2 separate regions of the Homo sapiens genome follow, and region 1 is linked to region 2. A link is a contact called in ENCODE Hi-C data. All regions are on one chromosome and are shown on one strand. Each heading gives the region's core, a stretch centred on a gene start or an enhancer-like site at or near the end of the contact. The rest is flanking DNA. Distances are from core to core; before and after follow the strand shown. Region 1 holds the start of ABHD13 (abhydrolase domain containing 13). Region 2 holds the start of NALF1 (NALCN channel auxiliary factor 1).

Region 1 (5,751 bases), core at 1-2,500, 350 kb after region 2:
GCTGAGGTGAGCGGATCACTTGAGGTCAGGAGTTTGACACCAGCCTGGCCAACATGGTGAACCCCCGTCTCTACTAAAAAATACAAAAATTAGGCCGGGCCTGGTGGCTCACGCCTGTAATCCCAGCACTTTGGGAGGCCGAGGTGGGTGGATCACCAGAGGTGGGGAGTTTGAGAGCAGCCTGGCCAACATGGTGAAATCCCGTCTCTACTGAAGAAAAATACAAAATTAGCTGGGCGTGGTGGCGCATGCCTGTAATCCCAGCTACTCCGGAGGCTGAGGCAGGAGAATCGCTTGAACCCGGGAGGCGGGAGGTTGCGGTGAGCCGAGATCTTGCCATTGCACTCCAGCCTGGGAAACAAGAGCGAAACTCCGTCTCAAAACAGCAACAAAACAAAAACAAAAAGTAGCGGGGCGTGGTGGCGGGCACCTGTAATCCCAGCTAGGTCAGAGGCTGAGGCGAGAGAATCGCTTGAACCAGGGAGGCGGAGGTTGCAGTGAGCCGAGATCACGCCATTGCACTCCAGCCTGGGCGACAAGAGCGAGGCTCCATCTCAAAAGGAAAAAAAAAAAAACCCACAGATTTATGAAATATCCTCTGTATATATAAAATAGGGGACATAGAATAAGGAAAGCCCAAGGGAGGGGAGGCACACATCTGTAAACAAGTGTGTACACTTCAGTGCACAGGGGGGTTGACAGCGAAGCTAATGAAGCCCAAGTTTTAAGGGCCCATTTTTGCGAACACTTCCAAGGCCTTGAGAGGGGCCCTAACGAGGTGTTCCCATGGTCGTGTACCTCGGTAAAATTTGCAAAAATAAGACAATTTTACATTATTTTTCTTTAAAAGGGCTCTCCAAATGGCACAAGGTTCAGGCCTCACAAAACCTGCATTCGCCCTTGACAGTCCACTCTCGTAGAGGTAAAAGGAGAAAAATAGTTATGGAAGCGCTTTAAATCGTGGACCTCATTGCGACACCCTTAACAACCCTATCAGGCAGAACAAATTGCTCCGCAAACCTGCGGCTTGCAGAGCGATGGTGGACTCCCGAGCTCATCGGGTCCGGCACCTCTTCACCACGGAGGCCTCGGGTACGGAACTGGAGGGAGTCCTGGTGCTCGGAGGAGGGTGGAAGGCCAAGATCCCTAGGTCCTGGAGCAGGGAGCCGGGCCCACGCCGCCGAGGTATCTTTTCCGTCCGGGCCACCGTCGCGGGGGCTCACTGGCAGCGGCTTCTGCGCATGCTCGGAAGAGCGGGCAGGGTTCCCACTCCGGGAGCGGAGACGGAGAACAGGTTATGTGGGAGCCGGCGGGGGCATTTGCCGGCGACACCCGAGCGGGGGCCGGAAGTGGGGCCACAGCTCGCAGCAGGAGCTCCGGGCTAGACCGTGGCGCCGGCAGCGGCCCCTGGGCTGGAGGAGGATGATGAGGAGCGACGGAAGCGACGCGGGGGTACGCTGCTGCGCGGCGCCCGGTTTCGTGCCCGCGGCCGACTGCGCAGCCTGTCCGCGAGTCTGAGTAAGTGCGGCTCGGGGACCCCGAGCCCGCGGGGCCCGAGCGCCGGTCCGCTCCTTCTAGGAGGGTCGCGGGGAGCCGCCGGCTCCTCCAGGCGGGCGCGAAACCCTCCCGGGAGGCTGTGGGGGGAGCCCCGGGGCTAGTGCGGCTTCCCCTGGGGGTCGTGCGGGGGCCGAGCGCCGGGGGTTGTGGAGGACCAGCCCGGGGTGCAGCCCTGCCGGCCGCCCCGACTCCGCTCACCACTCACCAGGGGAAGCAAACTGAAGCCAAATACCTGTTTTGGAAACTAAGGTGCGCGCATTGCCAGAGGCTCGCCGGGTGTCGTTTTGTAATTGGAACCTAAAACGTATCTTAGTGTTCTATGTCAATTGTATTTCCAGTAATGTGTACAAACCTAAGATCCCTAAAATCCAACCCTCCGCTCCCCCACCCTCCCACACAGACATGAAAAGTAAAATAGAATAATTCCAGCTACTAGGTTGGAGAGAGGGAGAGCCCCGATCTAATCACGACAGTAACAGGTTTAGACCTGTGAATATCATGACAGGAAGTTCTGGGGTTATTCAGGAAACATCAAAAAAGCACCCCATACAATCGAAGTCAATTTTGCTGTAGATTTTAGTCAACATTTAAGTAAAATGAATTACTAGTATTACTACCCAAGGTATCGAAACCAAAAAAAAGTCCGTCCCCATTTAACAACTCTTATTTATGTTTACTATGTGATAGTAACTGGATAGAAAGAGATGAGTATATTGGCTTTGTGTGTTGATATTGGATTTTTCACTGATCTCTTTTGACGGGAGGGGGTTCGTGGATCAATACTTATTTGTATGCATGCTTAGGGAAATCACTCGTCTTTGACTAAAATATCAAATTTTATTTTACTGTGTAAGATTTCTTGATTGCCGATTTAGTGTTAATGTCATGATATCCTACCTAAGACATCAGCTGCTCAATTAAATAATCGTTAATAGAGGCCCACTATGCATCAGGCACTGCTGCGTACAGAAAATGTAGAGTTGAATAGGACGAGGTCTCTGTCATCGAGGAACTCACAGCCTGTGTAAGCAGGTTAATTACGCTGTAATAGTAACTTCTGCCACGTAAGTTTGCACAAACTACAGAATGTGGAATGGGTGGCAGGAGGGAATAGGGGTCCAAGGAAAGCTTTCTAGAGGATCTACTACCTGAGTTTGGTTTTAACAGAGAAAGAGTGCATTGCTCTGATTACTTCCTGTGTTCAGATACGGTACCTCTAGGGAATCATATCCATTATTTGATCTAGGACTAATAGGGCTTCTAGTTGTCCTTACTTTCACATACTCTGCTATAGTACATAATTAAGTAATTTAAATTTTGTCTCATAGAAGTAGCTGCACTTAACACACTATTACATTTTATCTCAACAGTAGTTCAATTTAATCTTTCATCCTCCTTTTACATACGAGGAAATATATATTTAGAGAGGCTAAGTGAGTTGGCAAAAGCTACCTATCTCTTAACAGACCATGACTCAAAACACTGTCTCCTTTCCATTGCACCACACTGCCTCCCACTGACAGTTAACTTGGAATGATTAAAGCAAGCCAGGTACCTACAGGTAGCCCTTGGCACACTGCCCTCTTCTTGGGCACATCAAAGACCTCTTGGCATGTGGATAAGAGGGTTTACTAACCAAATTGCCCTGGGCTAACAATATAACTTAGTGATAGGTGCAGGAAACTGTTGGATCTAACATTTTCCCATGATCTCTTCTCATAACTTATCTCAGGGGAATCTATTTCTGTTTCTCTGTTTAATGTATTACCCAGATTCTGAAATCTTTCTAATCCTTGTTTAGTTGCCCCAGGAAAGTCTTAAGACCTTTAAATAGCCTTTTTTCGTGTGGACTTAAAAGATGCTCTAGTTCTTCTAAGTAAGATATTTTTCCTCAAATGACAGATTTTGTAATACATTATTATATTTTATGTTTCTGTTTCACATGGTGTGAACTCCTACAACAGTATATTCTGCTGAAATCCCTTGCAAAGATGTAGTATTTCCAGTACAGGGACTACATGCATTTATGAGCTAGCCTGAGAATCTAGATACTTCTAGTAAGGCTTCTAGTTGTACTTACTTTCACATACTCAATGTTATATAACACTGGTTTTATACAAAACAAATATTCTAAGTTTCATCCATCTAGTTTATAGGTAAAGTTTTAGAACATTGCCCATTTATAAATTGGAAACTTTGTGAATTTCATTATCAGTCTAACATCACTACAGTTTTAGGCTAGTGGATTTGTTTTAAACATTTCAGATATTTATAATCTCAGAACAAATTGTGGTTGGCTTCCATAGTAACAATAATCTCTCATTTTACTTCTGCCAGAGTTGACTCTATTTGCCAAGATTTTCAAGCATGAAAAAGCTACTAAGTAGCTGCCTGGTATAATTTTTGAGCTATCTGCTCATACAGATTTAAATCCTAGTTAAAGATGCTGTCTGAACCATCCAGTTATTATCCAGCATCTCCATAGGCAGTTACTGTTCATTTGTCCCATAGGACTATTAATACACACTTTTTCATTATTGATGGCATGTGGGTAACCATTAGGGAAATAGATAATTCATTCTGTGGTGTCTCCAACACCTTGATAGCAGCTATTTGTGTTTCCATTTCAGCTGTGCAGCTGGCATGGTTTCTTAACTTCCCAATGCTTAACAGAAGAGGAGAGAGATTGATATAAGAATACTGAATCTGAGTTCCACATTACTTCACATGTGATTGGAAGCTGTGATTCACCCAGAGTAATTAATGAGCCCATGGGGTGTGGGGTCCTCATTCTCTGCTGGGATGTGGATGTCGGCATTGACACACGAACTCCCTTTCCACTTTTTACAGTCTTCACTTGAACCTGCACATTTTTTTTAAATGTATGAACAGTTTTTATTTTTAAACAAGCTGTTCCCAAAATTATCAATCTAGGATGGACTTAAAGATCTTTAAAGAAATAATAGTGCCTTTATGACTTAGGACTTTTTAATTGTATTTGAAATTGTTTAGCCTTTTGCCAAATTGTTTTTCGGAAATTCATTGTAATTCACTATGGGTAATGCACTTTTTTGTATTTTTAAAAGACCATTTGCTGGTGGCAGAATCCGTAACTCGATATACAATATGCAAAACAATGTACACTTTTTTTTTTTTTTGAGACATAGTCTCACTGTGTCACCCAGGTTGGAGTGCAGTGGCACGATCTCAGCTCCCTGCAACCTCGACTCCTGGGTTCAAGTGATTCTCATGCCTCAGTCTCCCTAGTAGCTGGGATTACAGGCACGCGCCACCATGCCCGGCTAATTTTTTGTAATTTTTAGTAGAGACGGTGTTTTACCATGTTGCCCGGACTAGTCTCAAACTCCTGAGCTCAGGCAATCCACCTGTCTTGGCTTCCTAAAGCGCTAGGATTACACGCATGAGCCACCATGCCTGGCCCAATGTACACTTTTTAATTAAAAATAATTAGAATAACTAGAATTTAATTTGTAGGGCAGTTCTGACCTTCATTAAAATACAATTTTTATTGTAAAATGTTATCTATGATACAATAGATTTGTCTAATTTATTCTCCTACTAACCTTACGGCAATAATTACAATGTATTTACTCCTATACTTTTGAGTTTCAGTTCTTGATATATATAAGTTTTTATTTATTTTTAGTTTTTGGAGAAAATATTACTGGGTAAAAACCTTAAATATATTTATATATGTTATAATGCAGAAAGGATTTAAAAAAATGTAATATATCTTTCTTAATTTGAAGAAGGCAAGTCTCTGGGGCATAAGGCAATACAGTTATATGGTTAAATAGTATGGAACCGTGGTTCTCAAGCTTTTTGGTCTCAGACCGTTTACATTTTAGAAATGTAAAGATCCCAAAGATTTTTTTGTATGTATGTGGATTATATAGATATTTATTGTGTTAGAAATTAAAACTGGAAGTTTATAAAGTGTATAAATTAAAATTGGAAAACTGGAAGTTTATAAAGTGTATAAATTAAAATTGGAAAACTGGAAGTTTTAATTCATTTAAAAATAGCAGTAGTAAGTTCATTACATACTCACATAAATAAAATTTTATATAAAACAATTGTAATTACAAAAAATAGAGGTGTGGGATTATATTTTTGTAATTATCTTTAATGTCTGCCTCATAGAAGACAGGCAGATTATTAGGCTCTTAAAGT
Region 2 (5,001 bases), core at 1-2,500:
GGCGGCGGGCGAGGACTCCCCCATGCTCGCCAGGAGCGCGGGCCAGGAGGGCTCCTGCTGCCGCCGCTGCTGCTGCTGCTGCTGCCGCTGCCTCTGCTGCTGCTGCTGCTGCTGCTGCTGCCGCTGCTGCTGCTGGTGCTCCTTGTCCCGGGCCCGGGTCAGCTTGGCCTCGGCGCAGAACCACAAGTGATCAGAGAGCAGGACTGTGAAAAACAAGAGAGATGCCAGAGACAGTCGCCATTTCTGAGCCCTCTCGGAATCGATGAACGGTTTCTCGTTCTCTCGGGGTGCTGCCAACCAGATTTTTAAGCCGTCGTCATACTGCCGACACATCCAAGCACCCCTGGTCATATTTTGGGAACGCACAGCCCTGGCCGACTCCACCGTGAGGGCGCCTGTGCCGGTGTCACCACAATATGCATTGACTTAAAGGGTTTAATTTCCTTATCCCCTCCTCCCGTTTCTTCTCTCTCCTCTCTCTCTTTCTCTCTCTTCCCCTCTCCCTCTCTCCTCTCTCTCTCTCTCCCTCTCCCTCTCTTTTATCTCTCTCTGTCTCTTTTGCCTACATAAATATTACCAGGCTTTGAAGGAAGGTCTGACTTGCTTCCTAATCATCAGCCGACCCCATCCTCTGTAGAGTGGGAAACAATAATGGAGAGAGAGAGAGAGAGAGAGACGGAGGAGGCTGGTGCTGGTGGCCGGCGGCGAGGCTGGGTGCAGGGGGCGATGGTGGAGGTGACAGGGTGGCTGGCGCGGCTCCGGTCACCCAGGCATTGTCAGCGCGCGGGTCCCCATGGCCCCGCGGAGCCCAGCCCGCTCTCCCCTGCCAGGGGCATGCCGCGCCTCCGCTGCCCACTGACGGCGCCCGGAGCGCCTCCCCTCCTCCTCCTCCTCCTCCTCTTCTTCTCCTCCTCTTCCTCCTCCTTCCTTTCCTTCTCCTTCTTCTTCTCCTCCGCCTCCCGCTCCTGCTCCGCGCTGGCTCTCCCAGAGTCCGGAGCCTGGGCTGCCTCCGGCGGGGCGCTCCCTCCCCCCCACCCCCCACCCCGCGCTCTAAGTGCTGCCGCCGCCGCCGCCGCCGCCGCCGCTGCCGCAGGGCCGCCCGCGGGCGCCGCCGCCGGGGCTCCGACTGCTGACGCCGCCTCCCGCGGAGCTCCGGGCCGAATCGCCTGGGCTGGGCCTCCCGAGAGCCACAGTCATCTTCAGTCCGCGGGCTAAGTTGCCGCCATCTTCGTCCTGGAGAAACACTTTTTTGGGGGGAGCGCTGGCTTTTGCGTCATCTCCTCCCGCGCCGAGCTCGCTCCATCCTGGCGCAGTGGCGCCGGCTCGGCCCGGGAGGAGGGAGAAGGCGCGCGGGGGCGGGCGGCGGCGGGGCCGCGGGGCCCGGGGGCCCCCGCCCGGCTCCCCGGGCTCAGGCGCCTGCTCTTTCCTTTCTGTCCCCCTGTCCACGATATTTTGTTTTAATCACTGAAGAGAAAAATAAAAGTCAGACTGCGGACGGCATGGCCGGTGAGGCTCCTCGCGGCCGCGCCGCCCGCACGCTCTGGCTCCGGGAAGCGTCCGAGTTGCAGGCGCCCGGGCAGAGGTCTCTACTGGTGCGAGGGTCTGGGCAGAGTCCTCTCAACTAAGGACCGAGCCACTTCGGATGGAAGGTGGGGGTCCGCGGAGGAAGCTCGAATTGGCTAGAGGAGGGATGAGGTGACATTTGGTCTCTGAATGCGTCTCGGATCCCGGACCGCGAGATCCATCGCTCCCAGTGCGTGCAGTTATTCCGTCCTGCTGTGTGACACGGGAGAATGGCGCGCACGCCTGTGCACCTGCATCGACCGTGTAGCTGCCTGGGTGACAGCCACCCATTTGTCTATGTTTTCTTTCCTATTCTAAAGTAAACGATTAGAAGTGGCCTCATAGAGTCTTAGGAAGAAACAGTAAGCCCTGTGCCACCCGGGGTCACTGCCTAGCCCTGCCCTCCGCGCGCACCGTCCGCGTCTCCGAGGGCTCCTCCTCGGACCTGGACCCTCTGGAGCGGCTTCGACCCTCCCTCTGCCCCCGCTGCCTGCGTCCAGACCCCCTCCCGGGTGGGCTCCTCCGAGGACCTCCGCAGCCGCGGGCGAGCTGGGTGCCTGCGAGTCGCCGCCGCAGTCTGAGCCTCTGGTGCCCCTTAGCGTTGGCTCTCGGAGTTCTGAGAAGGGAAAGGAGACAGACACTCTGGGAAAATCTGGGGTCACCTCGATTCCGGCTCCTACGCTGGATGCCGTGGGCAAGCATCGGTCTCCTTTGATCTGAAGATCCTGCCCACTCCGCCCCTTGCCCCTGCCAGACCCGCGGGAGCAGCAGGTGGCGTGGGTGCCAGACGCTGCCGGTGCGCACCGAGTGCAGCGCTGCCCCGGCTCGCCCCGGGGGTCGCGTGGGACAGCGGTTTGCGGTGTCGCCCTCTCTGCGGTGCTTTCCAAGGACCCTCATGCCCCGCCCGGGTGCACATTCACCACATGGGTCTTACTAGGTGACCTCTTTCTAAGTAAAATGCATTGAGAAACCAAAGGGATGGGGCATCCGTATCCATTTTCCTTTAAGGAGCGCTGTGGGTGTTGGGGATGCGGGAGAAGTAGGTGTTTTTTAAAGAGAAAATTGCAAAACCTCTTGGGCAGGATTCGACCTACTAGCCTCTTCTGCTGCATAATAAGGTACTGTATACACTAAATTTTACCCCTAAAAATTTTCAGTTCTTACCAACTATAGGTAATGATCATCCAAAAGCCGCGTCCTGTTTGATGGCTGGTTTACTCAAGTGTCATGTAGTGTTTTAAAAGACGATTTGTGTAAGTAGATCATTCTAGTACTTTCGATTTCAGTGTGTTGAATTTCTGAGTAATGTCAGTTTTTCCTCATAATACAGACAAAATTATTATTTATTAACCAGATTGTTTATTAATCAGGACTGTACTGTACATGCCACAATATTTCTTAACTAAATACGAGTGCATACATTCTCGCTGACATAACTATTATTATACAAGTACAGTTTGTGCATTGTAAAAAAGGTGTAAAAATCAGAAGAGCAATTTAAAAAGTCATGGTGATATCAACACCCAGATATAATCAGTATTTTCATTTTACAGCATCTTCCTAACATTTTTATTTTGTATTACTAATTTCCTGTTTTGTGATATTCACTAGTCCAGCATTTTCGAAGGATTGAAGTATGATAGAATACACATCCACACTTATTAGATAATAATATATTTCCCTTCAATAATGCATTAATTTTAATCAGACACAAACATTTTAATGGTGGCTGAGATTATTAGCATCCAATGTCTTACTCTGCATGTGTGATTAAATCAGAAAGAGAACGAAAACTAGGGGAAATAAAATAAACAATATAAATTTAAAGGTTCATAATTATCAAACAAGGAACCGAAGCAAAAGAAGACTCTGTGACTTATCTTATTACTATTCAGATCTAGTAAAAATCATGTCTCAGAAGGTAGTTCAGTGATACTTAGTAAAAGTCTTATATACTGCATTAAAATAATAGTGTTTAATCTATTTTTACTTTATGTAACAGACTATAGTTAATTATTTTTAAGTAAGCTGGGCCTTGCCTTCCTCTAATGTTTCTCATGAATTAGGATATTTTTATAAAAGACAATTTTAAGGACGCAAGCCCACTGAAAGTAAACTGTTGAGAACCAATTTGACTTTTGTTTGTTGTGTGTTGGTTCTAGAATGAACTGTTGGAAGACAGATAAAAGACCAAGTCTGGCCTCTTGAAGCTTAGTCAAGGGGCAGATAATACTAACTAGGCCAACAATTACAATACAAGGTAATCTGTGAAGATTAGCATGTTTTGAGACTTCAGAGTAGAGCAGTAAACTCCAGTTGGATTTTAAGAGGGACTAGGGATAGATAGGAATTGGGGACATTTAACGGGAGCAGAAAGAAGTCTTCTAGGGAGGAGAAAAGGACAATTCAGAAGGACAGCAAATTTCAAGGACTTGGGACCTTGAAGGAGCCCAGGGCACTGGTAGGACTACTGACAGATAAGTGGGCTGTGTTGTGTGTGACCTGTATATTGGGAGGGGGTAAGGGAAGAGGCTGGAGAGAAAGGCTGGGGCTCTGTTATGAATGATACTGTATAATACTCAAAGGAAATTGGCTTTTCTCCTGAAAGAGATGGATTCATTAAGGAAATTTAGATTGTGACTTCAATGTTCGTTTTCATGAACATCACTGTTCACTAAAATCAAAACGAGAAATATGTTTGGAGAAGGCGTTAACTAGATTAGTAAATGTTGATTCTTATTAGCTTATCAGCTAAAATATTGCATAGTGGCAAGGAAGAGCAAATAGCTTGGCTGGAATGTAGGTTTCATTTATATCAGGAAAATCAGGCTGTGGAGTCTAGAAACTCCTACGTAGGTTTTACCTAGGAGTGTGACTAATGGAATAGAGAAGTTTAATAGCACCAGCACATTTCAGAAGGCTGCTGAATAGTAGACAGTTGCAAATACATTATATTGAGGGATCTGCTAACAGGATGTACTCTGAACAAGAAAACATTGCAGAAACAATCTACATGTATATCATAGCTCCAGGATTACTGTTCAGGGGGTCATTTATGTTTATAACCTTCAAAAATTCAAAGCTCTTACGTTATTTGATCATGCTTATTTTCATGGGAATCAGTGCTTTTATTCCTATTTAAATGGCTAAAGTTGTTATGCATTGGGAGATGGGTTTCTTATTCTGCCTTTACGTTATAAAAACAACAAAATGATATATTTGTTGTCTTCTCAAGTATTTATCCTTATCCCTTAAAATTAACATCTGCCAAATAATTTTACCAAAGAAAAACAGGCAAATCCAGAATATCTTCTTATCTAGTGAAGGCCATTGCTTAAATATGTCCACTCCATAAATCAAGTAAATAACAACCCCAAGATATTTTCTTTTTTCACACTGAATGCATCCTGAAAACACGAAATTAGGTACACCCTTTGT

What was found. Hi-C counts contacts between places; a loop is a spot of excess contacts on that map. Pooled maps may share reads with other maps.
Region 1: a loop to region 2 is called in a map of PC-3, with 2.7 times the contacts of the local background. The contact joins the promoter of ABHD13 here to the promoter of NALF1 in region 2. A Hi-C loop is called at or near these places in 1 of 168 maps with a recorded cell type or tissue (PC-3) and 4 of 50 pooled maps.

The regions. Positions count from the first base shown.
Region 1 is chr13:108,217,142-108,222,892 of GRCh38, forward strand. ABHD13 (abhydrolase domain containing 13) reads left to right here and starts at 1,251. Exons shown (of 2, transcript NM_032859.3): 1 at 1,251-1,518. It also overlaps a transcript of LIG4 not described here. RefSeq lists an enhancer at 924-1,253 and a silencer at 1,534-1,773.
Region 2 is chr13:107,866,246-107,871,246 of GRCh38, forward strand. It overlaps NALF1 (NALCN channel auxiliary factor 1), which reads right to left and starts at 1,251. Exons shown (of 3, transcript NM_001080396.3): 1 at 1-1,251. The coding sequence starts at 351. LOC124903206 (heparan sulfate glucosamine 3-O-sulfotransferase 4-like) reads left to right here and starts at 428. Exons shown (of 1, transcript XM_047430833.1): 1 at 428-5,001. The coding sequence starts at 652. The coding sequence ends at 1,215. RefSeq lists an enhancer at 1,719-2,287.